2 separate regions of the Mus musculus genome follow, and region 2 is linked to region 1. Evidence: chromatin loops called from intact Hi-C (ENCODE). Cell type or tissue: left cerebral cortex. All regions are shown on one strand. Each heading gives the region's core, and the rest is flanking DNA. Links, peaks and the distances in the headings are about the cores only. Region 1 overlaps Dcaf6 (DDB1 and CUL4 associated factor 6). Region 2 holds the start of Dcaf6 (DDB1 and CUL4 associated factor 6).

Region 1 (15,326 bases), core at 2,943-10,942:
CTGGCTTTTGTCTAACCTCCAGAATTTGAGCTTGACAATTATTATAAAATGAGAAAAAAATCATTTTATAGGTGAGTTTTAGGATATTAAATGTGACAACAAGTTTATATAAAGTAGGAAAATTATAAGCGATTTATGAGCTTTTTTGGACTGGCTGAAAACGAATTCTGCTGTGTCATTTTGTTGCTGCTATATAATTTCTCTTTGAGATATGTAGGTAAGTACGGTTGCAGTCAAACTCTGTGACTGAGAGATAATGAAAAATTTGGAAGTGCGCAGACATTTTAAGTGGGCCAGCCAACTTTGCTATCATAGACTCCTTAGATGATGATGTCATCAGGGAAAATGCTGAATCATTTTTATGAAAATGCTTTTCTTAGTATGCTTTGTTGTATTAACCAAATTAAAGACAATAATTTTAAAATCTGAATTATAAAAATAAATGATACTCATATTTGACCAATAGTTATGTATGTGTATGAAATTAAGGAGCTATCTTCTTAATTTCCATAATTTTTCATTTGACAGTTTGTTAAAATTTTGACAGTAATAATTTAGATCAGCTATTCTTAATCCAGAAATTATTTATTAGGCACCTTCTATACACTTTTTTCTATGTTAAACTTAAGAAAATGATGATATAAAGATATGGCCCCTTCATTTAAGCCAGCAAGCTCCAGGCATCCTCCTGTCTTTGACTCCCTTCCTCAGTGCTGGGCTTATAGGTGTGCCTTACTATACCCAACTTCTTATATAGATTTTAAGAGGTGCTATTTGACTTGGAAGCTGATTGATTATTGAGCTTAGTAATTACCTCTAATTTGTTTATATGTTGTGTATATGTATATATGTATGTATGCATCTGTATACATGCCATGGTACACATACAGAGATCAGAGGACAACTTTTAAGAGTTGATTCTTTCTGCCCTATGTTGATTCCTAGAATGAATGTCATTAGATTTGGCAGCAAAAACATTTATTTACCTTATTTACCCACAGCCTGTCTCTCACCGGCCTCCACTAATGACCATTTACCATGATCATTCAATACCATGAATTTGGCAAGTGTTTATTCTTTGTTGTACAAGTTAGTTTTTGTCAACTTGATACAAACCTAGATATACCTGGGAAGAGAGAATCTCAATTACAGAATTGCCTCCATTAGTTTGTCCTGTGGGCATGTCTATGGAGGCATTTTCTTGATTAATGACTGATGTGTGAAGGCCCAACCCGCTGTGGGCACTGCCACTCTTGGGCAGGTGCTCTTGGGTTGTATAAGGAAGCAGACTGACCATGGAGACCAAAGCAGCAAGTCACAATCCTCTGTGCACTCTCTTTTGGTTCCTGCTTGAGCTCTTGCCCTGACTTCCCTTCATGATTGACGATAAGCTGCGAGGTGAAGTAACCCTTTACTCTCCAAGTTGCTTTGGTCATGTTTATCACAGCAGTAGAAAGCAAACTAGAACATTTGGTGACCATGGCAGTGTAAAGATAAAAAACCAAAACACAAGGGAAACACTGAGTATGTTGGATTGAGAGCAATAGTGGAGTAAATGTACACTCTCTTCATGCCTCATAGTAAAGTAAAGAGATATGTGAGCTCTCAGGAAACAGGTTTTCTTTGTATCAGTAAACAAACTTTCAGCATATTGTGAGAAGAAATGGATAGAGGAAGAGCAGAGTGGTGTTTGAGGGTTGAAGAAAGGCAGTAGGAAGCACAAGGGAACACTGGGCTCGGAGCGCGGCTGACAGACTGGGAATGACTAGGAGTTAGGAAGCTGCAAGGAGGAGTGAATTCATAGAATCTAGGTGAGAAAATTCGTGTTTTATTTTATTTTATTAAGCCATACTTTGTATATTGTAGAACAAATTTTGGGGAAAAATCACCTTTCAAGTGGGTCAGTAAGACTAGTCACATCTAATTGTTATTGCTCTAGTGGTGAATGGGATTAAAAAGAAAACTGTTCACAATCACTGCCAAATAAATGACACATGTTGGATTATTTGGGGATATAAAAATACATGGGAAGTTGAATTCATGTTATTACAAAAATTAGAAAGTAATTAGGTTCATATCTGCTTGCATCGCTAATGCATCCTTCTGCTTACACTCCACCTTCGTCACCAAATATAACCCTTTCTTGTTCTCCTTTCTACATTTTTGAACTTTAGCTACATTTTCATGTGTGTATACAAATTTACAAATACACACACATATCTCTATTGTAGGCTAGGTTCACATATGCGGCGTAACATGCAGGTTTTTCTTAGTTTGTGTTCCTTGCTTGATCTTACACTTTCCTGTCCCATCTTTTCCCCTCAGATGCCATGATTTCACTTTTCTTTACAGATGAACTGTATCTCACTGCGTCTATGTATCACATGTGCAATGTGCATTTTCTGTTCATTTGAGTAGAGCAGCAGTAACCATGGGTGAGCAAGCTATCTCTGTGGAAGGCCATGAAGACCTTTTGTCTGTCTGTCTGTCTGTCTCCCTTTCTCTTGTCTCTCTCTCTCTCTCTCTCTCTCTTTCTCTCTCTTTCTCTCTCTCACACACACACACACGCACACTCACTCACTCACACTTACACACATATATATGTGCCAGGAATTGTATAGCTGGGTCGTATGGTAATTCTGGTTTTTTGTTTTGTTTTAAGTAGGAGAAAAAGTTACTTGGTAAGAACAGTGGCAGAAAATGGAGAAAGTTTGAAGCAATGGTGAATGGGTGGAATAGATACTGGGGAGACCTAGAGAATTGTTTTAGAAAGGTTAAAAAAGGGGGGGGGCTAGAGCGATGGCTTAGCAGTTAAGAGCACTGACTCCTATTCCAAAGGTCCTGAGTTCAAATCCCAGCAACCACATGGTGGCTCACAACCATCCGTAATGAGATCTGACGCCCTCTTCTGGTGTGTCTGAAGGCAGCTACAGTGTATTTACATATAATAATAAATAAATAAATCTTTAAAAAAAGAAAGAAAGGTAAAAAATGTTATCTTTATGGTGTGGTAGGTCCAGGTGATTGACTGTCCTGCTGTCAGCTGGACAGTGATTAGAAGTCATTATATGTGGTTTATTCATTTCTTCTTCCTTCTCTCTTAGTTTACACCCTTCTCTCCCTTCCTGGGGATTAAATTGAAGGACATGCCCTACCACAGAACTGTATCTCATCTGGACAGCCACCCCACCACCAACCCTCCCTTCCTCTTCCTCTTCCTCTTCCTCTTTTTCTATTTAATTTTGAGACAAGATGCTAGTAAGTTTCTTAGGCTGTTGTTATTCATAGCTTAAATAGGTAATGAATTTATGATCTTCCTGCCTCACCTGGGATTGCAGACTGGCACTAGTAAACCTAGCTTTCGTGTATACAGTTTCCAATTGTATTTGTATTTGTGATTTTCCAGTTGGAAATAGCAAGTATGGACTGTAGCTCCAGTGCTCATCATCACAAGCACGGTGGAAGACTGAGACAGCATTGAGCAATGTTTCATGTAACATTCCATCTAACATCTCATTTCTGTACTTAAAGACAATTTGGGGATGGAAATGCTCCATTAAAGTATGCTGTAAGAATTGAGGACTAGAGATTAATTCAGTGGTACAGTATTTACCTTGGATGCACAGGGATTCAAACCCTATCACCAGAATAAAAACTGAAAGCAAACCCATTCTTCTTCTTTTTTAAATTTTGAAATGGCAACTTTTTTTTCTATTTTAAAATTTTTTATTAGATATTTTCTTCATTTATATTTCAAATGTTATTCAGAAAGTCCCCTATACCCTCCCTCCGCCCTGCTCCCCAACCCACCCACTCCTCCTTCCTGGCTCTGGCATTCCCCTGTACTGGGGCATATGATCTTCACAAGACCAAGGGCCTCTCCTCTACATATGCAACTAGAGACACAGTTCTGTGGGGTACTGGTTAGTTCATATTGTTGTTCCTCCTATAGGGTTGCAGACCCCTTCAGCTCCTTGGGTACTTTCTCTAACTCCTTCTTTAGGCGCCCTGTGTTCCATCCAATAGATGACTGTGAGCATCCACTTCTGTGTTTGCCAGGCACTGGCATAGCTATATCAGGGTCCTGTCAGCAAAATCTTGCTGGCGTATGCAATAGTGTCTGCCAAACCCATTCTTCTTGAGACTCACATAGAATCTGCTTATGATTGATTACATTTCAGTTACGACAGCCTCCAGTTAAGCGCTTGAGACTTCGTGGTGATTGGTCAGATACTGGTCCCAGAGCACGGCCAGAAAGTGAACGAGAACGAGATGGTAACTATATTTTGGCCAGATTTTTGTGACATGTGGTATTTAAAGATTTATTTATCTTGTCTGTATAAGTGCTTTTGGCTGCATGTATACTATGTTGTGCCTCGTGCTGTGGTGGAGGTCAGAAGGGAGGCATCAGATCTTCTGGCACTGGAGTCATAGATGGTTGTGAGCCACCTTGTGGATGCTGGGAACTCAACCTGAGTACTTCTGAAGAGCACTAAGTGCTCTTAACCTCTGAGTCATTTCTCTACCCCTTATCTCCATTATTTTCAATTGTAAATGATGCTACAATGAAATCTTAATAAGAATAATTTGGTAAATTTGTGCTAGTACATCATAGGATAAATTCCTAGAAGTGGAATGGCTGAGTCACTAGATATGTATATTTAACCTTTATATACATAGATACATATACATATACATAAGCATGTACATACATACATGTAGATATATATAACTTTAAAACAATTCATCTGAATATATTTCATTTAATAAATCTATAACCAAAATTGTGTTCAAACTATTATTAGACCTTTTATAAAACAGTATTCCTAAGTATATTATCCTTGGTTCACTTTTATAAAATATAAAGTTACAATATGTAAAGGTGGCTTCCATACCTGTAATCCCAGGCCTTTGAAGGCTGAGGCAGAAAGATTATTGGAAATTCAAGGACTACATAGTAATTTCCAGACCAGCCTGGGCTATAGAATGAAGAGACTCTGTCTTCAAAAAACAGACCAAATGAAAGAATTATATAATTATTACATTTTTAATCTAACCTCATACTTTTTGTTTGTTTTGACTTTTGAACCTATGTCTTGCTCTGTACCCCTGACAGTTCTCCTTGCTATTTAGTCACACTGGCTTCCAGGACGCTTGTGACACTAATCATAACTCCCAAGTCTCCCTGCTTTAAGCCACATGAGTGTTGTTTTTATACTTCCATTTAAAATGCCCTTGATATCCTCAGCACTTAAGACATAAAATGTTCTTAATATTTCCCACGGTGTAACAAAATCAAATGCCCTTAAAGAGGAAAAGCAAACAAATATATTTGTTTGAACTAAGAAAACATGTAACACTGAAAAGACAAAATACATTTTCCGTCAGCTAGTTGCAACTATCTGAGGCCATACAGCCCTGAATGACTTAATCTCATCAAATACCTGGAACTTTACAGTAACAAGAATTGTTTTAGGGAAATTAAAGACCCAAGGTTATTTTATGTCTGTGTTTGATAATGTAGTGAGAGAGCAAGCCTTTCCTTCAATTTATTCCACTTGGAGTTCATAAGCTCCTCCCAGAGCACATTTCTAAGTGTAAATAGACAAGTGATGGAGCAAGAGTGGGAGATATAAAGTTACCTAGGAACAGGCATAGATGGAGAGGAGACCCATGGGTACTTACTCATGTAATTATTATAAAATGTGATGGGACTCTGATAACTTTTTATCTGTTCATGTAAAATTACTTAGGCAATTTAATTTTTAATTTCTAGAATTTTAGATTTCTAGGCCTTCAGATCTACAGATCTAGGTTTTTGTATTATTTAAAGATCCTGACTTTTTGCTAAACTTACTGATAAAATTTATGTTGTAATAGGAGAGCAAAGTCCCAATGTGTCACTGATGCAGAGAATGTCTGATATGTTATCAAGGTGGTTTGAAGAAGCAAGTGAAGTTGCACAAAGCAACAGAGGAAGAGGAAGACCTCGGCCCAGAGGTAATTTGTCTTACTGGTTAAATCACTAGAGAGCTGGTAAAACTGCTTAGGGCAAAACTGCTTTTTCTTTTTTGTTTTTGGATTTTGTGTGGCTGGTCCGCGTGTTATTTTATTTTACTTTATTTATTTGCATCTCAAGACAAGGTTTCTCTGTGTAGCTCGGCTGTCCTAGAACATGTACTATAGACGAGGCTGGCCTTGAACTCAGATCTTCTGCCTTTGCCTCCTGAGTCCTGAGATTAAAGTTGTGCATCACTACACCCAGCTGGTAGATAGTTTTTGTTGATATTATCTAACTGATAACCGAACTGCATTTTGTAACCAATGTAGTCATAACTCTCTTCTGATTCCACTAGACCCAAAATTTCAAAATACACAAAACAAAAGATTTTTAATTTTAAGTCCCTTTCCAATCAATACACTTTGAAAATTGGAAGTCTGCAAAGCTTTAAAGATAAGTGTATGTATATAATTAGAAAAAGTAATTATTTAAAATTTTTCATCTATCTCTTTGATGTGTGTATATGTGTGAGTATGCATGTGGGGGTCAGAAAACAACTTGGTATATATGTGTGAGTGTGTATGTGGAGGTCAGTTTCCAAACTCAGTCCGGCTTGTCAGCAAGTTTCCTTACCTGCTTAACCATCATTCTGGCCCAAGATTGATTATTTTCACAAGAATATGTCATTTATTCTTATCCCTGTTGATTAGACTGTTTGATTAAGTGGACCAAACCACCAGTGGCCATAACTGATACACTGAGTGTGTTAGTTAGGGCTTCTAGTGCTGTGATAACCAAAAGCAATCAGGGGAGGAAAGGGTTTATTCGGCTTACTCTTTAGTATCACTGTTCATCCTTGAAGGAAGACAGGACAGGAACTCAAACAGAGCAGGAACCTGGAGGCAGGAGCTGATGCAGTGGCTACAGAGGAGTGCTGCTTACTAGCTTGCCCTTCTTAGCTTGCTCGGCCTGTTTTCTTAAAATACCAGGACCAGTGGCCCAGGGATGACACCACCAACAATGGGCTGGACCCTCTCCATCAATCACTAGTGAAGAAAACGCCTTGTAGCTAGCTCGTATGGAAGCATGTTCTCAACGGAAGCTCCCTTTTTGTCAGCCTCTAGCTTGTGTCAAGTTGACATAGACTGACTAGAACACTGAAATTTTATGTTGCTGTGTGTTTTCAGAATATTTCTGTAGAGGTTTGTTTTGTGTTTATTTTTTGCATTTGAAATTTGAGTTTGAGGCTGGAGAAGATGGATCAAGAGCAATTAAGAGTTGGTAAGAACACTCACTGCTCTTGAAGGTGAGCTGAGTTCAGTTCCCAGAATCCACATGGCTGTTCACAACTGTCAGAAACTCCAGTTATGGAGATCCCGAATCCTCTTCTGCCCTCTGCAGGCACCTAGGTTCATGTCACCAGATCACTCACATGTAATTTAAAATGAATAGATCTTTTAGAAACTTGGGTTTGCTTTAACATGTGCTTTTTTGAAGGTGGAACAAATCAGCCAGATGTTTCAACTCTTCCTACGGTTCCATCAAGTCCTAATTTGGAAGTGTGTGAAACTGCAATGGATGTAGACATGCCAGCTGCACTTCTTCAGCCTTCTACATCCTCTACAGATCCAGTTCAGGCTCAGGCAGCCACAGCCGCCATAGAAAGCCCTCGTTCCAGCTCGTTGCTGTCTTGCCCAGACAGTGAACCGAGGCAGTCTGTTGAGGCGTCTGGACACCATGCACATCATCAGTCAGGTGAGGATGCTATTCTTCAAGTTCATGTGCTGATCTCTGAACACCGAGGAACACCTAGTCTGTTCTGAAAGATTGTAAATCACAGTAACTTCTTGCTGGAATAAGTAACCAAAATCATTTTTAATATACAAGCAAACTTAAACACAAAATTCAAGCGTGTCTAGTTTTCATGAATTTTTACAAATAGTGAATCTTTAATTTATATAAGGTAATTTTATTTAAGGTAATAGCAGGTAGTATTTTGACATAGTGTAATACACTGAAAGATTATTTTACAAACCATTATTAACCAAAATACTGTTCTAGATCTCTATTAAAATGACAAGAAAATATATTTCATTATTATTATTTCCATTGTATTTATATTTTCAATTTTTCTTCAAATTATTAAGTACTTTGAGTATATTGAAAATAGTGAACCTGCAGTGGTCCCTTCTCAAAAATGTAGTATACTTTGCCAGAAGAATTATTTTCCTACTATATTTATGAAAAAGAATTATCTTACTAATTCTTTATCTTTATAGTACTTGATGTTAGTCAAAAATATCAGTTCATAAAATCTGTTAACACATTTTTCTCTCAGTACAGTAACTTCTCATGTTTTTCCCACCCCAACTATGGAATATACTATTTACAATAATTTCAGTAAATATATAGTCTACTTGAAATTTTAACTGTGTACTTTTAAATATAGTAAAAATCATTTGTCTATTATTTTTAAATTCTTCTAAGGAGGCATTTTACTTAATACAGAACAAAAATAGTATCAAGGAATATAGTTAGTATTAATGCTGGTACCTAAAGTAAGACCTCTGACAGTTTCCTAACAGCTTCACCTCCAAGTTGTCACCGATGCTAGATCCCAGATAATGGGGTATTTGAATTAAGTAGTTTGATCATTATCTTTCATTTTTGATAATTAATATTCACTTTCTATGGGAATAATAGAGTTAGCTGCATAACTGTTAACACTGTGTATAGTTTATCAAAACAGTAAGCTAAAGCCGAATTAGAAAGCCATCTCTTTCACATTTCACATGGCATTTCAGCTTGAGGGAAAATAAAATACTTGGAATGCTTTGAGAAACAGGGTCAAAGGAGTTGAAAGTAGACCCAAACTAGTGAAATTAGTAAAGATAAGAAAAACTTTAAAATACTTACTTTTGTTTTCTGTGTCTATATTGCCTGCCCATGCACATTTGCACTTTGTGCCTGAGGAGGCCAGAAGAGAACATCAGCCTCCTTGGCCTGGAGTTAGCCCAGTTTTGAGCCCCCACGCAGCTGCTAGGAACTGAATCCAGGTCCTCTGTAAGGTTCAAGATCGGGATTTTTTAAAAGTGCTAGTGTTATTGCAAATATTCTGAAAGTCTGTAAGCAATTCTAAGTTATTGAGAAAACTTAGCTAAAAAGACTCTGTAGACTAGTTGTAAGTTGTATTGAATCTTAACTAGTTCCAATTGTTTCTTAAATACATTTGTGAGTTAAATATTCTTGGAGCCTTTTAAGAAATGTTTTTTCTTAGCTGTGCTGTGCATTTTTATACCAGGTTTAAGCTGCTGAACGCCTTTTAGGTCTGATAGACTAAGCGCTGAAGAATGCTTTTGTGACGGCCAAATGATCATTGTTTGAATATTATTTGGTACCTTTGTCCATAAAAATTTTAAAGAAAGGGATTGTTTTTGAATTAGTAGATTGAGAATGTTGCTTAACTTTTACACACTATGGTAGAATATTTTCCCGGGTCTAAAAGAGTACCAGTTCTGAGGAGAATGATTTGGTGTGAGCTATAGATTACACTTACAGCTGTTTCGGCAGTAACCCTTCCATCATCCTACAGCCTGACATCTCATCTGGAAGGACGAAATGTTTTTGTTTTCTTTTCTGATCATTCTGTGCTTACCAAAGCCCATCCAAGTCTAGACGGCTTAATAGACCCTGGGAATTGTCCATTGTGAGACTGTGGTAGGTGGGAATGTCAGTCTAGAGCTGTGGTGTCTGTCAGCACGTCGTGTAAAGCTGGACATGTGGATATGACTGTTCTCTGTGCTCAGCCTGCTGCGGATACCTCTTCATGTGCGCGTTTACACCTTCCTTTGTCATTGTGAGTACTTGGCCACAGGCAGTGAGACTGAAAACTTGCTGCAGTGTTTCAGGGTCCGTAGTCTACACCTGAATCCTCTGGCGATGATGGTGAACGTCGCACCACAAATCTCAGTGAACACTTCAGAGCACTCTTCCTCTCAGCGCCTTTGCGTGTTTATTTTGCCCTTTCCTGGCTTTTAAAGTACTCTGGCTTGCCCTTCTCCCCTCCATAAGCTGCAAGCTTCATCGCAGTGAAGAGCGGAAACACTCATTTTCTGGACCACTTCAACTTCCTAATGCGCACATGTAGGTTGCCTGGAAGAAATGTAACTCCTCCTCTTACACCTGGCCAGATCAGTTTGAAGCCTGCCTTTCCAGCTTCCCAGGGAAAGACTCCTGGTCCCCTGCCTCCCCAGAGTCACTTCTTTTCCTGTGCCATTATTGCCTTTTCTGCTGAATTTTTCCTTCTAGTCACAAACATACTGTTATCTGAAAGAAAGCCTTTCTCAACCATCCTACATTCCTCCAAATAAGGCTCTGCTTCTTCACTTCCTCATTTCTCTTCAGCCCCGTTTCACACCCTCCCCATTTATTCATGGACCAACTCAAAGCTGCTTTTCGGCCTCCTTTTCCTGTAGAAATTTTGGCAGTCACCAGTGAGCTGCATCGTGCCAATCATGAGAACATTTCTGTCGGTGCCTTCATAGAGCTTTGATTCGGTTGCATTTAACAGTCTTTCCCTTCTTGCCTTTCTTGATATTTACACCACACATGCTGTTTGCTCTTATTCTCCATCATGGCTCAGCTTCTAATAAACGTCGTTAGTTTTTCTTTTTCTGTCTACTTTGATTGAGTACTGTGGTTGAACCTCTCAGGATGACTCTCTTGTCTTTTCTACATAAACTCTATCCATCTGCGATTTCCTCTACTGTATGATTCCCAAAGGTGCATTTAAGTCTTGTCTTACAGCCCCAAGTTTCAGATTATTTTGTCTAATTATTACTTGGGACTGTTTTGGATGTTTTCAGTGATTTTAAATTTAATAATATGTCCAAAATAAAAGTATTGCAGCCTCCTGTCCTTCCCATCCCCTTAATGGTCCAACTGAGTCCTTTTCTTTTAAACTCTTTTAAAAAAAATTACGTTTGTGCTGTGGTGTGTTTGTGTGTACATGTGTGTGTGTGTGCATGCCAAGTTTATGGCGGAAAATGTCTTTACTTGCTGAGCCATCTCACCAGCCCTTAGCAGTCCTTTTATGCTTTAATTTTAATTTGCTTATTTTAATAACTCATGAGTAATTTTGAATTCTTCGATTTCTTTGTATCCTATTCAGTTCATCAGCAAATCTTATTGCCACTGTATCTGAACTATATTCCACCTCTTTCCATCTCAGTGCCATTCCTTACTTCTCAGTTGCTGTCCTTGCATCTGCTCTTGTACTTTATAATTCCGTCTCCATAAAGAGACCACAACAAGCATTTAGAGTCTCCAACTTGGCTAGTTATACCACTCTTTGAAAGCTAATTGTATTTAGAAAGGGAGCCACAGAAGAAAACACTTCCATCTCCATACTGTACACCTCAGTACCTGCACAGCCTGGCGCTCGCAGTTCTAGGGTTTTGTTTTGTTTTGTTTTCTTACTGTCTTTTTATTAGGAAGATATTCTTTAGCCTAAGTATTTCCTGAGGGTGGTCCCGTAATTATTATGAAGTCCTCTTTCTTTTCCACTTTCCCTAAAAAAGTTACATTTGAAAAAAAATAAAACCTTCTTGTTTATTTCACTAATGTATCTGTTAACCTTTGTGGTGGTGTTCATGTTTATTAATGTGTTTGTTACTTAGTTTTACTAGCCTGAGCTCTCACTAAGATTGAGCATTCATTGCCTCTTGTGTCTGCAATAAGAATGTCTTTTTCTCCCCCTCCACCAATAGTCTCTAAAGCTGTAGCATGCATATTAAGAAACATCACATTGTTTTTAAGATGGTATATGTTTAGTCTTTAGAATTTTAGGCCCATTTCATTAACTGTTTTGTGGAGAAGGAGATCCCTAAGCTCTGAATTGAATCCTCCGTCCTGAGTGTCTGGAGCTCTGGAATCACCTGTGTAGCACACTGTACCTGACCATTAGCATATGGCCATTACTATATGTTTGGTAAGCTACTCTCCTTTGGGGGGAGTGTTTTGTGATAGCATCTCGTGTCTGGGTTAGCTTTGAACTCTGGATTCTCCTGCCTCTGCTGCCAAGTGCTGAAATGATAGCCATGCACCACAACCCAACAAGCTCTACAGTTAACAACATGTAGGAGATGTGCTGTGTTAGATTTCCAGTGGTATCATTTAGGGTCCATGTTTGCTGTTCAATTATATAGGTAATTTTTTGCCTTGTTATAAAAATATCTAAAATCTTGTTGTTGTAAATAAGTTTACAAGTGAATAAAGTGAGTAAACCAGGACAGCTAGAATCCTGGCAGGATAAAGATCAAATGGAGGCACCAGTGGAGGAGAGATGCGAGATTCTGGAGCAGCAGTGTCTCTGGAGCACACTGGCATGTGCTGTGGGGTTTGAAGCAGAGTTAGAAGAATAGCTACGAGTCTAGTGGAATTTTACATTACTGGTGGACTTTTCCTCTTATTGTTGCTTCTTCATCCTCGTATTCTTGAATTTTATTTTAGTAGCTACATCATACTACTTGAAGTCACTTCCTATATTTGTAGCTCAGACATTGTGATTCTATACATATTTTTCTGTGGCTCATTCATCAAGACTTTTTTTAAAAAATACATTTATAAAATTACATTTTTTAAAAATAAGAACAATGTGACTTTGTGCCAAATTAAATAAAATATGCTATGAGTTTACACTTTAAAGTATTTCAGTGTAAGTACAGAACATTACAGTCTCTCAGTGATGCTTGAGCATCTCTTTACCAAGGTGGCCTTGCTGTGCTTCCTAGGCTAGACTTGGCTACTGTTTCATTTGCTGCATCATTTGTAAATATTTTCTGTGTTAGAAAGCTTAGGGCGAGAGAGTATTGATAGTTTATTTTCCTCCTTTGAATTTACTTAGAACCCATTTAAAACTGTGATTAGAGAATACGGTAACTTTGGATTAAATGGTGACTTCAGTGCGTGCAAAATTTAGTTTGGAGCAGAGACTCACTGAGACTGGAGTCACTTCCAGGAACTTTAAGTTTCTAATTAAATAGATCGCTCAGACTGCAACAATCCATTACCAGAAGATATGTAGCTAGTAAGGCCTGTAGTGGATTCTTATAAATAATTGCTTAAATTCACAATTTCATACTATGTATCATCATTACACTAAATTTAGCTCTGTAGAAACATTACTCGTGAATTAAATACAGAGTCATACAATATAGTAAAGCAAAGTTTTCAAAGCCTAAATAATAGCTATATGATAGTTCCTTAAAATAGGATCATGTCACACCCAAGATAGGAAACAAGTGAGAACTGGAAGAAAAATTGAGAGCAAACTGTTACAGTTCAACCGAATTAGATAGGAGCATAATCCATCGTTCAGAAGGCCCTGTGCCTTCCCAAGGTGTGGAGTGAAGCAGTAACCAAGTGGTCCATTCTTGGTTCATCTCTAGGTGGTTTAATTTTTCTCCTATCTTAATGACATTAAGCCTATTAGGGAGAATAGGCAGGAACCTTTGAGAAGAAAATGAGAAGTTAGTAGTTTTAGTTATATGTAGTAGTAGTTTTGTATATGAGATAGTAGTTCTTAGTGTTTTGTTGAGTGTTTGGTTTTAAACAGTTAAACCAAAATAATTATTATATTACCCTTCAGTTTGGATTTATGCTAAAAATTAATCCCAAAACATTTATATACATTTATAAATTATACATAGTTACATGTTTTTAAGAGGATATGTGAGTCTCTATATCTGCTGTAGTATTCCAAGCTGGTAAGTGGAACTGTTTGTTTAATCTGCAATGTCTATTGAGAATTTTTAATTCAGTACTTGCTTAGCCTTGGGATGATTTTTTTTCTCCTTGTAAATTAATATGCAATCATATTTCTTGGTGATAAAAACATTATTATATTGACTAAAATATGGAATGTGGAACACTTTTTAAAAGCCATTGTATAAAATATTTGTCCATGCATGGTATCCTCCTTGGTATTGGTAGATTTTTCTAGGAAGAAGTAACATTAGAAGGCTATCAGTGATACTAGAATTATTCCCTATCTTTTTTTTTTCTTTTATTGGAAATAGGGGTTTTGTTTGTTTGTTTTTCATACAATATATCCTGATTTTAGTTTCTTCTCAGTCTACTTCTTCTAGTTCTTCCCTGCCAACCCTCTCATCCAGATGCACCCCCTTTCTGTTAGAAAACAAACAGGCATCTATGGGATAATAACAAAATATAATAAGATAAATCAAAAGCAAGCAAATTGGAATAGTGCAAAACCAACAAACCAAAGGAAAAGAACCCAAGAAAAGGCATAGGAAACAGATAGAGATACAAGGACCACTTGCTTGCACACTAAGGAATCTCTTAAAATGCAAAATTGGGGGCTGGCAAGATGGCTCAGCGGTTAAGCGCACTGACTGCTCTTCCAAAGGTCCTGAGTTCAAATCCCAGCAACCACATGGTGGCTCACAACCACCTGTAATGAGATCTGACGCCCTCTTCTGGGTGTATCTGAAGACAGCTGCAGTGCACTTATGTATAATAATAAGTAAATCTTTGGGCTGGATCGAGCAGGGACTGAGCGAGCAGAGGTCCTAAAAGTTCAATTCCCAACAACCACATTAAGACTCATAACCATCTGTACAGCTACAGTGTACTCATATACATAAAATAAAAAATAAATAAATCTTTTTTAAAAATGCAAACTTGGAAACCATTATATATAAGCAAAGGACTTGTAGGGTGAAAAATAAAAACAAACAAAAAAGGTTAAATTAAAAAAAAAAAAAAAAAACACCAGCATTACGAGAGAATCTCCAAAGATGCCCTTGACTTCATTTTATGTTGGCCACCTACTTCTGGGAATACAGTCTACACTTAAGAGGAGTTTATTGGGGGCTGGTGAGATGGCTCAACGGGTAAAAGCACCGACTGCTCTCATGAGTTCAAATCCCAGCAACCATATGGTGGCTCACAACCACCTGTAACAAGATCTGATGCCCTCTTCTGGTGTGTCTGAAGACAGCCACAGTGTACTTACATATAATAAATAAATAAATCTTTAAAAACAAATGTAACTGGAGTGCCTGGATGGGGGCACACACCTTTAAAAAAAAAAAAACAAAAAAGAGTAGTGTATTTCCCCAGTGAGACTCCTGGAGAAAAACCAAATTTTCATTTGCAAGTGGTTCTCAATTGAGACAGCATCTGGGTTAGGGACAAGGCATGTGGCCTACTTTTCATTTTAGCTCTAGATCCACATTCGATGCAGACCTGTGCAGGCCTCACTGTGCATGCTGCCTCAGTCTCTGGAGTTCATGTTTGCCAT
Region 2 (15,326 bases), core at 4,408-12,407, 71 kb before region 1:
CAACCAACCAACCAACCAACCAACCAAACAAACAAACAAACAAAAACCTTCCTTCAAACATGAATTAAGTGGCCAGGACTTTGGACCAAGAAAGATACTTTAACTGGTGAAAAAATAGATTTATTTAATGTTATGACTATCTTGCCTGTATGTATCTATATCATGTTTATGCCTGGTGCCCATGGGGGCCAGAAGATGGTATCAGATCCCCTGAAACTAGAGTTACAGATGGCTATGAGCTACTATCTGAGTACTAGGAACCAGAACCAATCCTAGTTCCTCTGCAAAAACAGCAAGTATTCTTAAGTGTTGAGACATCTCTCCAGCCCTAATTAGTGATAATTTTAAATGATGAAAACAAACTAAATGAGCTTAATAAGTTTTAAGTGCTAAATAAAAAGTATTAGTAGCAGATATGTAAGACATTATAAATTGCTATTTTTCTGAGGTACTTGAAGGCAATGGACAAGTTAATATCAGGATAATTAGAGTTGGATAATAGCAAATATAAACAAGTAGCTGTTTTTGTTTTATCTTTGAGATGGGGTAGGGGAATAGGGATTGTCTCACTCCGCAGCCCACACTGGCTTGTAATTCCCCAGGTAGCCCAGGCTGACTATGAACTGATTGCTTTCCTCTAGCCTTGGTCTCCCAAAGAATAATGTCTTAGGGTTTCTACTGCTGTCAAGAGACACCGTGACGCAGGCCACTCTTGTAAAGGAAAACATGTAATCGGGGCTGGCTTACAGGGTCAGAGATTCAGTGCATTAACATCAAGGTGGGGAAGCATGGCAGCCTCCAGGCAGGCACAGCACTGAAGAGGCTGAGAGTTCTACATCTTCATCCAAAGGAAGCCAGGAGCAGACTGACTCCCACATGGCTAGGAGAAGAGTCTTAAAGTCCACCCCACAGTGACATACTTCTTGTAAGAAGGCTATACATGCTCCAACAAGACCACACTTGCCAACAGTTCAACTCCCTGAGTTCTGCGTATTCAAACTACCACAAATAGGATTACAGGTATGACCCCCACCACAAAGCAGCTTGTTTTTGTTTTATTTTTTTATTTTGCTTTCAAGTTTTAAAAAAGAAAAGGAGGGCTGGGTATAGACATATACACTTTAAATTCCAGCAATAAGGAAACAGAGGTAGGTAGACTTCTGTGAAATTGAAGATTTCCTGGCCTACCCAGAGATTTATAGGCTATCTAGGACTATGTATCGAGACCCTGTTTCTGGTGGGAGTGGGGCCCAAACAATATAACTATAAAGAAAACTTAGTTTTCCCTTTCATTTGTTCTCAACTGATTTGTTTTATCTTCAGATTATATAGTGAATAAATGCAGATAACATATGAATTCAGATACAGAAGCAGCCACTGGATCTAAAAACATTAGTGAAATAAATAACTTAGATGTAGACATTACTCAAATGGCAACAATGCCAATGCAATATTAAGACTGAAATAACAGGATTAGGCTATATAGTTATATAGTTATTATCACTGGAAAACATAAAAATAAATGATAATTATACTGTTTAATATGATTATAATACCTTAGTATCAGGATCAACAGACGTATAAATTGATAGAATAGCTGTTAATATTTACTATTATTGAAATAATTAAGTGGAAATGAATTTTAAAAATCACCTTATAAAAATTCCCTTTTATAGCTCAACAAGAAACATGATATTCTCAGAGAGAAATGAACACCTTTATACAAAGAATTTAACAATACATTTTCACCTTTTCTTAAGACTCTACTACTCTTAAAGGTAGAAAAGGCATCAAAAATTGATAATTTAGAAATATCAGACAGTATTCTATGTATATTTAAAGTTATGATCTATTTAAGGATAAGGGAAATACAGTAAATAGCAAAATAATTATTTTTTTCTTTTTAACATGTATTACTCATTATTTATTTAGTGGGTCTGAGGGAGTGATGCCTGCATGCAGTAGGCACACTCATCGAGGTCAGAGAACAACTTTTGAGAGTCAGTTCTTTCATACTGTGCGAGTCCCTGGGATCAAACTCAGTTTGCCTGCAGAGCCACCTTACCCAGTTCCTTTTTTGTTTGTTTTTGCTTTTTGTTTTTTTTTTCTGAGACAGGGGTCTCATCATATAGTTCAAGGTATCTTGGAACAAACAGCTCAGTTCAGGCTGGCCTTGAACTTGGGGTGATGTCCTGCCTCAGCCTCTGGAAGAGGCTTACGGGTTTGTATCACCATGCCAGGCAGAATGATGCACCTTTTCTCCTCTTTTTTTTTTTCTCCATTATCTGGTTTTCTGTGACAGGATCTTACTATGTAGCTCTGGTCGCCCCAGAACTCACTAGCAAACCTGGCTGGCCTAGAACTCCCAGAGATCTGTTTGCCTCTTCCTCCTGAGTGCTAGGATTACAGGGGTACACAACCCTCTCCAGCTAGGTTGATTGTACTTTTATAAGCTAAATTTTATTTCCTATTTTTTTTCAGCTGGGAGTAATTGTCATCAGTGGAATAAATGAACTTTGTCCAGAACATAGGCTATAAGTATGTATGTATGTATGTATGTATGTATGATTCTCCCCACTATAAAAATACTTCCTTCTTGGAAAAACATATGCACACATATACTTACAAACACCAAACTGGAGTTCATTGTGTCTGAAGTAAAGCATAAACTTTCTTATTGAATATTGGAAGGTCACAAAGGCCACTACCTCTTCTCATTCCTTCCACACCGTTCTCTATTATGGCTTTCCTTTTCTCAGCTTTTTTTTTTTTTTTTTTTGGTTTTTCGAGACAGGGTTTCTCTGTGTACCCCTGGCTGTCCTGGAACTAACTCACTCTGTAGACCAGGCTGGCCTCAAACTCAGAAATCTACCTGCCTCTGCCTCCCAAGTGCTGGGATTAAAGGTGTGCGCCACCACACCCGGCTTTTTCTCAGCTTTTTAAACTGCAATAACACTTGGTCCTCTTCCCTGTATCTGGACTGGAGTACAGGCATTATTTTCTGGGCCTGTCTGGGATTTGTCATTCTTTCTTTATGTGCAGCTCTCAGTGGGCAGAGGTGGAGGATCAGCTTAAGGTCAGCTGTACCCAGCTACATAGCAAGTCCAAACTGGTCTATATGACATTGTCTCAAAAAATAAAAATAAAAAAGAAATCCCAACGTGTGTGTGTGTGTGTGTGTGTGTGTGTGTGTGTGTGTATAATGTACGTAATTGTTATCTGCAGTTGTCCTAGCATTCAGCAGCATATCAAAACATCTCTAATGTAGTTTACTATCCATGCAACAATCATCCTTTACTCTCTTCACTTTTCAATATCCCTCTTAGTTCCACGTACTGTACAAGACTTACACACTATATATGATATCATATGGCCAACTACACACACATCCTTATAATGTTAAGGTTGGTATTTGATACCATTACTGACTGCCAAAACCATTTTTCACTGCACTAAAACTGGTTCTGACTTAACACTAAGATCAGGATTATGAACACTGGTATTTTATATTATGCATCTCTTGGGATGATCCACCTTATTTTATATAGTTCACATTTTTTTTTAAAAAAGAATGCTTTCTACCTGGCAGTGGTGGCCCATGCCTTTAATCCCAGCACTTGGGAGGCAGAGGCAGGTGGATTTCTGAGTTGAAGGCCAGCCTGGTCTACAGAGTGAGTTAGTTCCAGGACAGCCAGGGCTACACAGAAAAACCCTGTCTCGAAAACCAAACCAAACCAAACCAAAAAAATGCTTTAAAAATTAGCAGTGTGTTTCCTCAGCTGTACTCACCCATGTTCCATTATTACAATGAAATATCTAAGGCTAATACTTGGTGAGAAGCACCTGGGGTTGAGTAGATGGCTCAGTGGTTAAGAGTACTTGTTGCTGTCAGAACGGACCAGATCTAGTTCCCAGCACCCACTGTTTGGCTCATGAGTAGAGAGAGAAGTCAGATCTAAGGCCTTTTAGTGATGGCCTTCTTGCTGACAGATATCTGAGATAGGGCAGAGCATCCTACTCAGCAAGAGGGGAAAAGGATACGTTTAGGTATATGCATAGTCTCTGTCCCGAAGTCACTAGGACTCAGTCATAGGCACTTTACCCTATGAAATTAATTTCATTCTAATTACTTGCCAAAGTTTCTACCTCCAAACACCTTTGACTGATTATATTTCCAGTTACTTAATGCCTCACAATAAGGATTAAGTCTCAATATTTAAAGAGTTAAAGGACATTCAAATCATACAGACAACTAAGCATTAAGTAAACATTGTGCAACGTACCCTTAATGTTAAGATCTGGCAAATGCCTAGAGCATAGTTACACAACTGGCTTGTTTGGAGCAACATGCTTTCTATCTAGTTAGCTAGACGGCGGGTTAAATGACAGCCCTTATATGAGCTGAGGAACTTGTCTAGGAATCCAATTTAGTTATTTTTTATTATTTTCCTACAGAGGCAATCATGCTATATCATAGCACATGACTTATACAAGCAAACAGATGACAATGGCCTCAAAATTCCAGGCCACATAGTATTCCAACTACAATAAATATCTAAATAGAACATATTCTTGTTACCTCTTTATAAATATTTGTCAATAACAAAAAATAAATTTAAAATTTTATAATAAGCAACATATACTTTCTGACTGCTAATATTCTAACCTTTCATAACTTTTTAATAGAACCTTGTATATGAATGTAGTCTAATACTTAGAAGGTTATTCAATACCAAATACTAAAGTACAATAGTATTCAAAGGGACTATTCATTCTGGGTAATGAGTAGAATAATAATCTGTTTTCTCAGATTTTTGTTCAAACATTAGACAGTCATCAGTCATATTTTTCATGCTTGTTCATGTCTATATTGCTGGGCTTACAACTTTTCAATCACAAATACGTTTTTAGTGGTAGGCATCTTCACATATTATTAAAAAACTTAATTGCTAGAGATGTAGCTTGGTTATAGAGTGCTTGCTCTGAAAACATAAGGGGTCTGGTCCTGGTTAATGGTCCTGAATTAATGAACCTTTAATTCCAGCACTAGGGAAGCCGAGGCAGGAAGATTTCTCTTGAATTTGACGTCAGACTATTCTATATAGCAGGTTTAAAGACAGCCAGGAGAATGTAATAAGATTCATTCTTTGTTTTTGGAGACAGTTTTTTTTTTGTTTGTTTGTTTTGTTTTTTGTTTTTGTTTTTTTCCTGTTTCACAGCCTTGGCTATCCTGGAACTCAAACTCACAGAGATCTGCTTGCTTCTGCCTCCGGAGTGCTGGGATTAAAGAAGTATGCCACCACTCCAGTAAAGATCTAATTTTAAAAAAGCAAAACAGCAACAAACAAGACCTCAAGTTCAAGGTCAAACTGGGATAGAAGGGACCTTGTCTCAAAAACAAACAAACAACACAATAACAACATCAAAAGCCCTAAACCCTTTATTTGGAAGAGAAAGTTCGTTCTGATTTGTAAAACAAATACTTTTGTACATGCTTTACAGATATTACAATCATTTAATTTTTCACAATCATTTTTAATTTTAAAAGATTTGCACCCAGGCAGTGAGGGCTCACACTTTCAATCATAGCACCCAGGAGGGAGAGGTAGGCAGATCTCTGAGTTTGAAGCCATCCTGATCTACAGAGCTAATTCCAGGACAGCCAGGGCTGCACAGAGATATCTTGCCTTGAAAACCAAACCAAACCAAAAACAAAACACAAAACAAATAACCAACTAACCAAACAAAAAGATTCCTAAGGTTTGGGGAATTCGTTAAAGTCAAGATTTAACCTGCCTCTGTCTTCCAACTCTGTGTTCCTTTTATTACACTTAAAACAGAATTAACCCAAAGACTTCCGGATGAAATGCACAAAATACTCTGTACAGTTTAAGTACTATAAACAATAATTACAAGTGGCTAAAAGCCAGGGTCTTGAAAAAGATCAACAAAAGACTACTTTCCAATTCTCTGTTAGCTTAAGTGCTTTAAAACTGAGCCTGCTCCACACTGTCCTCACTCCAAAGCTGGAGGGTAAGAATTGCCAAAGACCTCAGTTGATTTTGTAACATTCTGATCATTACATAGATTGTCAAATTATTATCTTCTGAAAATCTCTGCCATAAAACATAACAAAGCAGAAAAATGTAAAAACTAATAGGTAACTAAACAAACTTCATCAATAAAGTTCCTTAAAACAAGTTTTATAATGGTTTTCATACTGCAGTAATGCCATTAAGTGTTAAAATTACCATCTATGCAGAGGTATAGACCATTCTGTTATTAGAGTGGACACCAGATTTAATAACCAGCCCAGGCTCTAGAGAACTGCCTCATCCCTTAGAACTAAACCTTCCTCTGGGCATGGTGGCCCACACCTTTAATCCCAGCACTTGGGAGGCAGAGGCAGGTGGATTTCTGAGTTGAAGGCCAGCCTGGTCTATAGAGCTGAATTCCAGGACAGACTGGGCTATACAGAGACGCTGTCTCAAACAAACAAAGAAACAAACAGAACTAAATCTTTCTAATATCAATTGTAGACTATGGATTTAATCTATGTAAAGGCAAAGTTCACTTTTTTGTTAGCAACTCCATTTTTCCACTGTGAGTAAATTTTTCTATTTGCTCAATTTTATGCTTGAAAGACTTCATAATATAATCAGATTTTAGTCCTCACCCAAGTATTACTATCACCCATTTTGTATTAGAAATAAACTAATTTAATAACTGTGATAAAGAGCTAGAGGGACAGGGGCCTTCCAGTTTCTTAAAGAATTATTTTAACTACAAGAATTCTTATCCAGTACTTGTGACAGCTAACATCCTCAAAGAATCAAGCATATGTTATTTTTGATTTTCACACTGAATACATTTTATATGAATTAAGACAGAGGTATAGAATTTTGCCCAAGGTCACATCTTGGTGAGCGGTGGAACAGAACTGTATTCATATCTGCCCACATAAAACACAGATATAACCTGGTCAGTGATTGCATAATGACTGGCTTATTATACTGGGTCTATGGAACCAGGTTGACATTGACTGAACCGGGAAGGGGAAGGGGATGGGGGTGGGGAGCGTCCAATTTTGGGGAGGGCTCACTTAGCAGGCCTCTGCCAAGAGGAACTAAAGTATGACCTTTACTCCAAACCCTCTGCTGAGACCAGACAGACACCTTTTCAGCTCTACCCCACGTGTGCGTTAGAAATTCACGGAGGGAGAAAGGGGAGGAGAAGGAGGGTTTCATGGTGGCCCAAGACCCCTTCGTGGCTCTCAGGAGTTAAGTAAGGTTCAAGTCTGGAGGAGAGGTCGGGAGTGTGAGCAGTGTTTAAGGGAGCGAAGACATCAAAAGTCAACAAGGGCACTGGGTGCTGATACTCGGTTTTTGGAAAGAGACCTAAGATGAAACAAGGTGAAAGACTAGGAGAATTGATGGATTCCCTTCAGTGGCGAGATGAGGGCTCTGGGATTCCGGTAGCAACTCAACTGTCACAGGGCCTCTAATGTCCCGGTTTCGGAGGGAGAGGAACGATCTCCGTGCGAGCCGTTCAGGATTCATTACCTGCCGGGTGGTTGTAAAGCGGCCTCAATTTCTTTGGCAGCAACAACTCCACTTTATCCATGAGTCGGTGGTAGGTGGCCCGCAGGCCTCGGGCGCCGGCAGCTGCCATCGCGGCGGCCTAGGGATCGACAGCAGCAGGGTGGGAGCGCCGCTGTGTCCGCGTTCCTGGCTGACAACGAAGGGCGGCTCGTCACTTTCTCTCTGCAGCGCTGGGGCGTCCGCCTCTGCCCTAGGGCGCCCTTCCCCGGCTCTGGCAGCCAGAGGTGAAGCACCTAGAGGCCGAGTCCCGCAAAGGCTCAGGGGGGCGGAGCTCAGCAAAAGCCCGCCCCGGCCCGCCTCCTGCGAGCGGGTTGGGGAGACCGAGGGGGAGGAGTCATGGCAACAGGTGCTACAGAGGTCGCCGTGCTGGGGCCGCTAGAGCTAGGCGGGCGAGGCGTTGCGCAAGCTTAACGGCCTGCTCTAATTGGCTGGCCTCACAGAGCGGAAGAGGCGTGGCCAGAAATCATCTCCTTCCGGCCCTGGAGGCCATGTTGGAGAGGGGAACCTGAAGCCGCACTTCCGCCCGGTCCCTCACTTTGACTAATAAGCTTTCTGGGCTTCCCTCTCCCGAACTGAAGATGACGCTGGATACCTGTCGGACTTCCTCTTATTTACTTATTGTTTTTGAGTCGGTGTCTTCGCTGTGTACCCCAGGCTGGCTTGGATCTCGCTATGGTCCAGCCTCCCGACTGCTGGGATTGCATGCATGGGTCATCACGCCCGGTTTTTTCCTTTGACTCGAGAGGCGTGAGCAAGACAACCTCAGCGGCTTCCGTCATGCCTCTCCAATCCATTAAGGAGTAGGCTAGAGCGCCCTCAAGCTCCTCTCCTAGGGTGAGGGCAATCGTGACGCACAGCGGCTTCTGTTGCCCGTGTGCATCCTCTCGCGAGAAGGGCCGGGAGGGGGCGTGGTCTAGGGAGGAGAGGGAGGAGCTCGCGGCCGCCTCCGCCTTCGCCTCCGCCTCCCGCGGGAGGGGGGTCGAGGGAGGGGACTGTTGCCGATCTCTAGATGTTCTGGGTAGTCTGAGGAGAGTATGAGGCGAGCCGTGGCCCGGGTACCTCTCCGCTCCCGGGGAGAAGGCGCGGCCGTGGCTGCCGCCCTCTGAGTCGCGGCGCCGGCGAGGCCCCGGGGCGCGCGCATGGTGCTGGTGCCGCTCGGGTGTTGATCGGCCTGTCCCCTCCCTCTCTTCCCCTCCCCACCCCCCGCGGTGGTCTCCCCTTTCCCACCCCAGCCCCTGCGGAGCCATGGCTCGGAGTGGCTCCTGCCCGCACCTGTTGTGGGACGTGAGGAAAAGGTCCCTTGGGCTGGAGGACCCGTCCCGGCTGAGGAGCCGCTACCTGGGTGAGCGGGGGCCCCGGGGCGGCGGCGCTGAGGTCGCCGCCCAGAGGTGGGGGAGGGGGCGCCGCCGGGGCTGTTGGCGACCGGACCGAGCCCCGACCGGGGCGCCCCGCAGGCTAGGTCTCAGGTGGGATGACGGCGATCCGCGCCCGCTCCTCCTAAGGTCGGGGTCCCCTTTGCAAGCTGCCAGGCGCGGCTCAAGCTGGGCTTCCCTCGGAGAGCCGGGCCGTGGGGAGGCGGCACTAAGCCCGGAAAGGTGTTGGGGTCGCTCGTGGGCTGGGACTCCGGAGAAGACTCCGCGAGCCTTACGGAGATGCCACGTTGAACGCCAAAGTTGGCGCTTTTGCTTTTCTCCGGAGCTGTCCCCGCTCAGCCGAAGACCTCAAGGTGTTGCTTGTCCACCTTCTTCTTCGGCTTCCGCAAGGGGTTAGATGTCGCCCGAGAGAGACGCTGTTGACCACCCTCAGGGACTTGACACCCCAGCCGGGCTCGCTGTAAACCGTGGCGCTTAGCCCAAACCTAAAAGAGATCGCGGAGCCCTCCCCACCCCCGCGCCTTCCCAGGTCCAGCCTGCTGTCAGTCCCGTAGACCTCTTTTAGGTGGTGTAAGGTTTCACGTTCCTGTTCCCACCCCTGGAAAACACACTTGGCATTTTCTGTTTCTTAGTTAAGCTTTCTAAAAACAACCTTCAGGACTGTGGACGCAGGGTTCCACCTTTTTCGTTCTGTGTACCGTGAGTTTTGTTGAGTGTGTTGGGTCATGCCAGAGTCAACTAAAAAGTCCTGTTTCTTCAAAGTGCCTCCTCCCCCCAACTCTGTCATTTCTTTGCCAAGTGAAGCGATTTGTTGCTGTCATTTTTTTTTTTTTTTTTACTAACAACAAAAATAGAAAGAAATGAAATCTCATTACAGCCAATACTACTGGCTGTAAATTGCTTAAAGGACGCCTAGGTGTGCGTTTTAATGTTTTTAAATGAATGTTATCATTGTAAGAATTAAATACAAAAAAGCAGAAGTCCCAGAATCGGTCCCATTTGGATTTCATGCCACTGCCCCTAGAAATGTTTCTGTTTTGTGATTATTTTCCTTGATTTATTTCCTTCTTAGAAATGCATACATATATAAATACTAGTGCCTGTATGTGCACCCTACATGTGTGTGAATGAAAACCGGATGCATGGTGGTGAAAGCATTTTTCTCCCTTGCTTTTTTCTTCACTGCGTCTGGAGATCCTTTTAGACATAAAAATGTGTGTAAAACATTACATAGTACTTAATGAAGAATTTTAATGTTCTAAGTTTTAGTCTCTTTAATTTTTATTTGAAAGAGACTCCTTATATAGTCCAGACTAGCCTTAACTTTTATCTCATTCTCCTGATAGCTGGGATTACACTGTAAATTTTCACCTGACCCTGTCCCCTTTTCTGTAATATGTGTTCACTGTCATGACTGTGCAAACATCATTTACATATGTTGTAGTAAGTACCTAGACTGCTTGTTTTTAATATTTGTAAAGTCCTTTTTAAAATCCTTGTCTTAAAAGAGGTGTGAAAGTTTATTTTAAAATTTAGTTTGTGTAGAAAAAACAGACTTTTACCTTAATAAAGCAAATGCTAAAGTTTTGTGTGAGTGAAGTTATAATTTAGTCTTATTTCAATTGGGTTTGGCTGTGTATAATAAAGGTAATGAGAACATGGTCAGTGGGGCTCTCGAGATGGCTCAGCGGGTGAGGGTGCCAGCTACCAAGCCTCTGCTGCTTCAGTTTGTTCTCTAGACTCTGACATTGCAAAGAGAAAACTCTTTAAGACTAAGAACTGCCTTAGTCTTCTAAGTTCTGGAGTTACTGATGTTTGCCACTATGTTTAGCTTTAAGTAATTGAAGTGTAACAATGATGCATACTTCAGCACTTCTTTAAAAGCGATTTTTCCTGGGTTAGATGGCAGACATCTGTAATCCTGTAATCCCAGCACTTCCAAGGTAAAGGGCTGGCTGGTAGGATCACCTGTTTAAGGTCATCTTTGAAATAAAACCTATGGGCAGGCAGTCTAATGAATCTGATACCTAATAAGTTTCTTTGTGTGTGTGGGGGGGGGGAGGATGACCTTTCTCATAAAGCCTTTTTTGATGAGGAAGGAGACTTGCTGCTAGTTTGAAGGATTTTTAGTGAAACTCTGTCTCAAAAAACAAACAAACATACAAACAAACAAACAAACAAACACCCTTTTAAATTCCAAGTGCAAGGAACTTAGAAAGTTAGTTGATTTCTTAAAGACATGCAGATTTAAACATCATAATTGTTCAGAGTTTTATAGTTTGCATTTTCTCCTAATAGGCTTCTATTATTTGCATTCCTAATAATAAATTACTGCTAAGTAACATTCAAACTGGAATGCTCATTTTTATGGAGGTTTCGATACTAAAGAAACAAAACACAAAGGTTCCATTAACTTCCTCAGGAACTGAACAAGGAGAGAAAACTCTGACAAAATTACCAGTTTTTTAGATAATGACGCTAATGTATTCACTGACTTCCTATAGCACACAAACAGGATTGGTATTGTCACTGCCTGATCTTAAGTGTGTGAAGATTAGGTACTGGGATGTAGCTCATTTAAAAGAGTGCTTGCTTAGTATGCAGGAAGCCCTGGGTTCCATTCCTAGCACCATATACTGGTGTGGAGGTGTCAGCTTGTAATCCTAACACTCTGGAGGTAGAGGCAGGAGGATAAAGAGTTCAAGGCCATCCCAGAATTCATGAGACCCTTTCTGAAAATTAAAAAACATAGGCAATTTTTAAAAATTTATTTGGGTATGGTGGCTCATACCTCTAGCACTTGGGGCATGGGGTCAGGAGGATTAATAAGTGCTAGGCCAGCTTGGGCTTGGAGTACAGGAGACACATTATTTAAAAACAACAAAAAGGATAGAATGGGTGGGCTGGAGAGATGGTTTAGTTGAATAAGTATGCTTACTGTACAAGCAAGGGGACCAAATTTGGGTCTCCAGCATCCTTGTAAAAAGCTAGGATAGGGTATAGAGACAGGAACATTACTGGGTTTGATGACTGTCTTGTCAGCCTAGCTAAACTGAGAGCTCAAGCTTTAGCAAGTAATCCTGTCTCAAAGGGAGGGGGGGAAAGGGAGGGACAGCGAGAGAACGAGTGTACTCTATGTCCTTTGGCCTTCATGCATTGGCTGGTGTACCCACACATACAGGCAGGTGGACATGTTTATATTATATACACAAGCCGGGTATGGTAGCTTACACATATAATCCCAACATTTAGGGGGCTGAGGTGGATTGTTTACAAATTCTAGGCCAATGTGGCATATATAGTCCAGAGTGAGATGAGACCCTGTCTGGAAAAACAAAACAACAGAACCAAAAAACCCAAAGTGAGGCAGTAAGCTGGCTGGGTGAGTGAGGACCTTACTGTTGAGACTTGGCATCCTGAGTTAGATTCCCGGGACTAATACAGTAGGAGAGAACTGACTCCCTATTGTGTCCTCTGATCCACACACATGTAATGTGACCCACTCCTTTCCCTAAATACAATAAATGTCATTTTTGTTTGTGATGTTTTCTTTTTTCAAAGATGCTTTTCTAACTGGTTACTTATAATCCCAGATTTATGGGAGCCAGAGGCAGTAGGGTACCACTGTGTTTAAAGCCAGCTTGAGGTACATAGAGGAAATACAAAGAAAACCGAACCACAAAATTTCACCCAAAATTCTTTAACACACAGTAGTGAGAGCTTACAAAGAAGCTATAAATAGTGAAATTTTACTTAGACCTTTGAAAAAATAAGGCAGGTTTTATTTTACTAGTGTTTGTAAATACAATCTTCACTTTGTGGGTAAGTCAGTAAGATTGCTGGGTTGTATAATGTGTCTAGCCTTGTTCTTCAACATAATTTATACTATACCACATTCCCATTTGGGATGTAGGTTCCAGCTCTTCTTGTCAATATTTGCCTTACTTACTCTTTCTAATGTTAGCTCCCCACCCCTTTTAAGATTTACTTTATGCCCATCAATGTTCCTGTGTGTGTGTGTGTGTGTGTGTGTTCGTTCCTGTTCTTTGACTTTCGGGCCTGGTGCCTGTGGAAGTCAGTAGAGTGCCTAGAACTGGAGTTAAGGCTAGTTGGGAATCACCATGTGGGTGCTAGGAACCAAACCAAGTCTTCTGTAAAAGAAATACATGCTCTTAACTGTCCAACCATCTCTCCAGCTCTAATTTTAGCTTTTTTTTTTTTTTGGTAAGAGGTGTATAAAAGTCTATTGCTTCAGTTTGCATTTTTCTAATGGCTAACAATCAAATATCCATTTGTTTTCTTTTGCATTCATGTACATTAATTAAATGTGAAGGTTACCTTTTAAATTTTTTTTTATTTATACATCTATCTATCTGTGTGTACATCGTTTTGGTACAAGTAAATAGATTAGAAAATTTATTGTATTTTATTTTTTGAGACAGAGGCTTACTATGTAGCTGTGACTGGCCTGCAACTCAATATGTATATGTCAAACTGGCCTCAGATTCACTGCGCTCCACCTGCCTCTTGTCTCCTGATTGCTGAGATTAAAGTCAAATAGGTTTGTTTGTATGTTTGTTTAACATGCATTCTCCCCTGTTTGTCTTGTCTGTTTTCTCTTTTATTTGTTGGCCTTTTAGACAGGGTCTCTCCCTTATATAGACGAGGCTGATCTGGAACTACTTTCCAAATGCTGAGATTATAGGTGTATTGCCACCATACCTGGTGCTGTTTTCTTTTTCTAAAGTCCTCTCTCTTTTCACCTCTGCTAACCTGTCCCTGCATTCCTTCCTTGTTTCTTTTCTCTCTCCTTCCCTCTTTCCCTCCCACCTACCTTCCCTGTCTTGCCCTTCCTCCCCCTACATCCCTCCCATTCCCTGGACAGCTGCCTTTTTATCCCTCTCTTACTTTCTGGAGATAGGGTCTCATGTAACCAAAGGATGGTTTGAACTATTATTACACATCTGTATTTTAACACTGTTTTCCGAACATTGTTCTTAACAATATTTATAGTTTAATATTTTTGAAACTTTTGTATTCTGTTTTAAGAACCTTTACATAATCCAAGGTCACAAAATGTTTTGCTGTTTTCTTGCCCCTTGAAAGTTTTCTATTTTATCTCATATATTTAACACTTTGAACATTGTAGAGTTTTTGATTCGTGCTATGAGGCGAATCAAGTTTCATTTCTTCACTTATGAATGTAAAATTGATCCACCACTGTTTATGAAAAGACTTTCCCCCTTTGTTGAAAATCAATTAACCAGATATGTTCAAATCACTTTCTCCACCACATTCATTGATTTAAGTTTCTGTCTTTTGCCAGTACTTTATTGTTTATAGTAAATGTTAAAAATGGGCTTAGTGTGTGATAGGAGATGAAAGGAAGGGAAGAAAGAATGGAATAAAATGGCCATTTGCAGCTGACTACTTCCCTGGCGCCTTTTGGGAAATAGTGCATAACTGTCTTAGTTTCTATTCGATTGCTGTGAAGAGATATTATGACCAAGGAGCGCCTTAGAAAAGGAAACGTTTAATTGGGGGTTAACAGTTTTAGAGGGTTGGTCCATAATCATCTTAATGGAAAGTAGACAGGGATGGCATTGTAGCTGTAAATGAGAGCTTTGCATCCTAATCCCCAGGGAGGAGGGGGGAGAAAGAAGGAGGGAATGAGAGACAGAGAGACTGGGCCTTGTTCAGGCTTTTAAAGTCTCAAAGTCCAGCCACAGAGACACACCTCCTTCACAAGGCCATATTTACTCAAACAAGGCCATACCTCCTAATCCTTCCCAAACACTTCCACTCCTTGATGACTTAAGCATTCAAATATATGAGCCTGTAGAAGCCATGGTCATTCAAACTAGCACAATAACTATGTCAGGTTCTTCTGGTAAAAGTATGTTCTTTGACCTATAAGATCTTTTCTTGTGCAAAAGGTGGTCCCAAGTTTGCAAACCCCTTTGATACACAAATATTAACACAGTGATATTCTCTGGCATATTTGCCTGAGAAATTTACAAATGGATTGTTTAGAGTTGATACTACTCTTCTGTGTGGATTATCAGGAGCTTCCTGTGTCCAAGCAATGCCAAGATCTCCTTTAATAAAGGGGTGGGGCACTCATTTTAGAATCAATCCCAAGAGGACAGCCTGAACCCAGGCTGAACCCAGAAAACAATGATATATAAAGACATAAGATGGGGAGGAATATCTCTACCCTTAATAAGAATTGTCCTTGTTTTCCAGTAACTCCTGTCCAGGGTTAAGTTGCTTACAGATCTGTGATGTTCAGCCTGCCTGCTTTCTGCTGTCTGACTTGGGCATTCTCTTCCTTGAAGATCTCCATCTATAC

What was found. A loop is a pair of places that touch in the nucleus more often than their neighbours do. Peaks named below come from ENCODE experiments on the same cell type or tissue, not always from the same donor. Only the 100,000 strongest peaks of a DNase experiment are listed, where the experiment ranks them.
Region 2: it touches region 1 in a loop (4-fold over the local background); 5 of 42 quality-filtered maps call a loop at or near these places.

What each region holds. Positions count from the first base shown.
Region 1 is chr1:165,381,088-165,396,413 of GRCm38, reverse strand. Dcaf6 (DDB1 and CUL4 associated factor 6) reads left to right here. Exons shown (of 19, transcript NM_028759.1): 8 at 4,182-4,275; 9 at 5,881-6,000; 10 at 7,499-7,756. Among named protein-coding and RNA genes, the nearest start is that of Dcaf6, 72 kb to the left of the region's middle. In left cerebral cortex, for the core only: a CTCF peak has its summit at 7,401 (motif pointing left); DNase peaks (open chromatin) are centred at 7,410, 9,834 and 10,444; H3K27ac peaks cover 829 bases.
Region 2 is chr1:165,453,748-165,469,073 of GRCm38, reverse strand. Dcaf6 (DDB1 and CUL4 associated factor 6) reads left to right here and starts at 8,611. Exons shown (of 19, transcript NM_028759.1): 1 at 8,611-8,943. The coding sequence starts at 8,847. Mpc2 (mitochondrial pyruvate carrier 2) reads right to left here and starts at 7,814. Exons shown (of 5, transcript NM_027430.3): 1 at 7,563-7,814. The coding sequence starts at 7,671. In left cerebral cortex, for the core only: CTCF peaks have their summits at 7,819 and 8,451; DNase peaks (open chromatin) are centred at 8,012, 8,466 and 9,420; H3K4me3 peaks cover 5,075 bases; H3K27ac peaks cover 2,695 bases.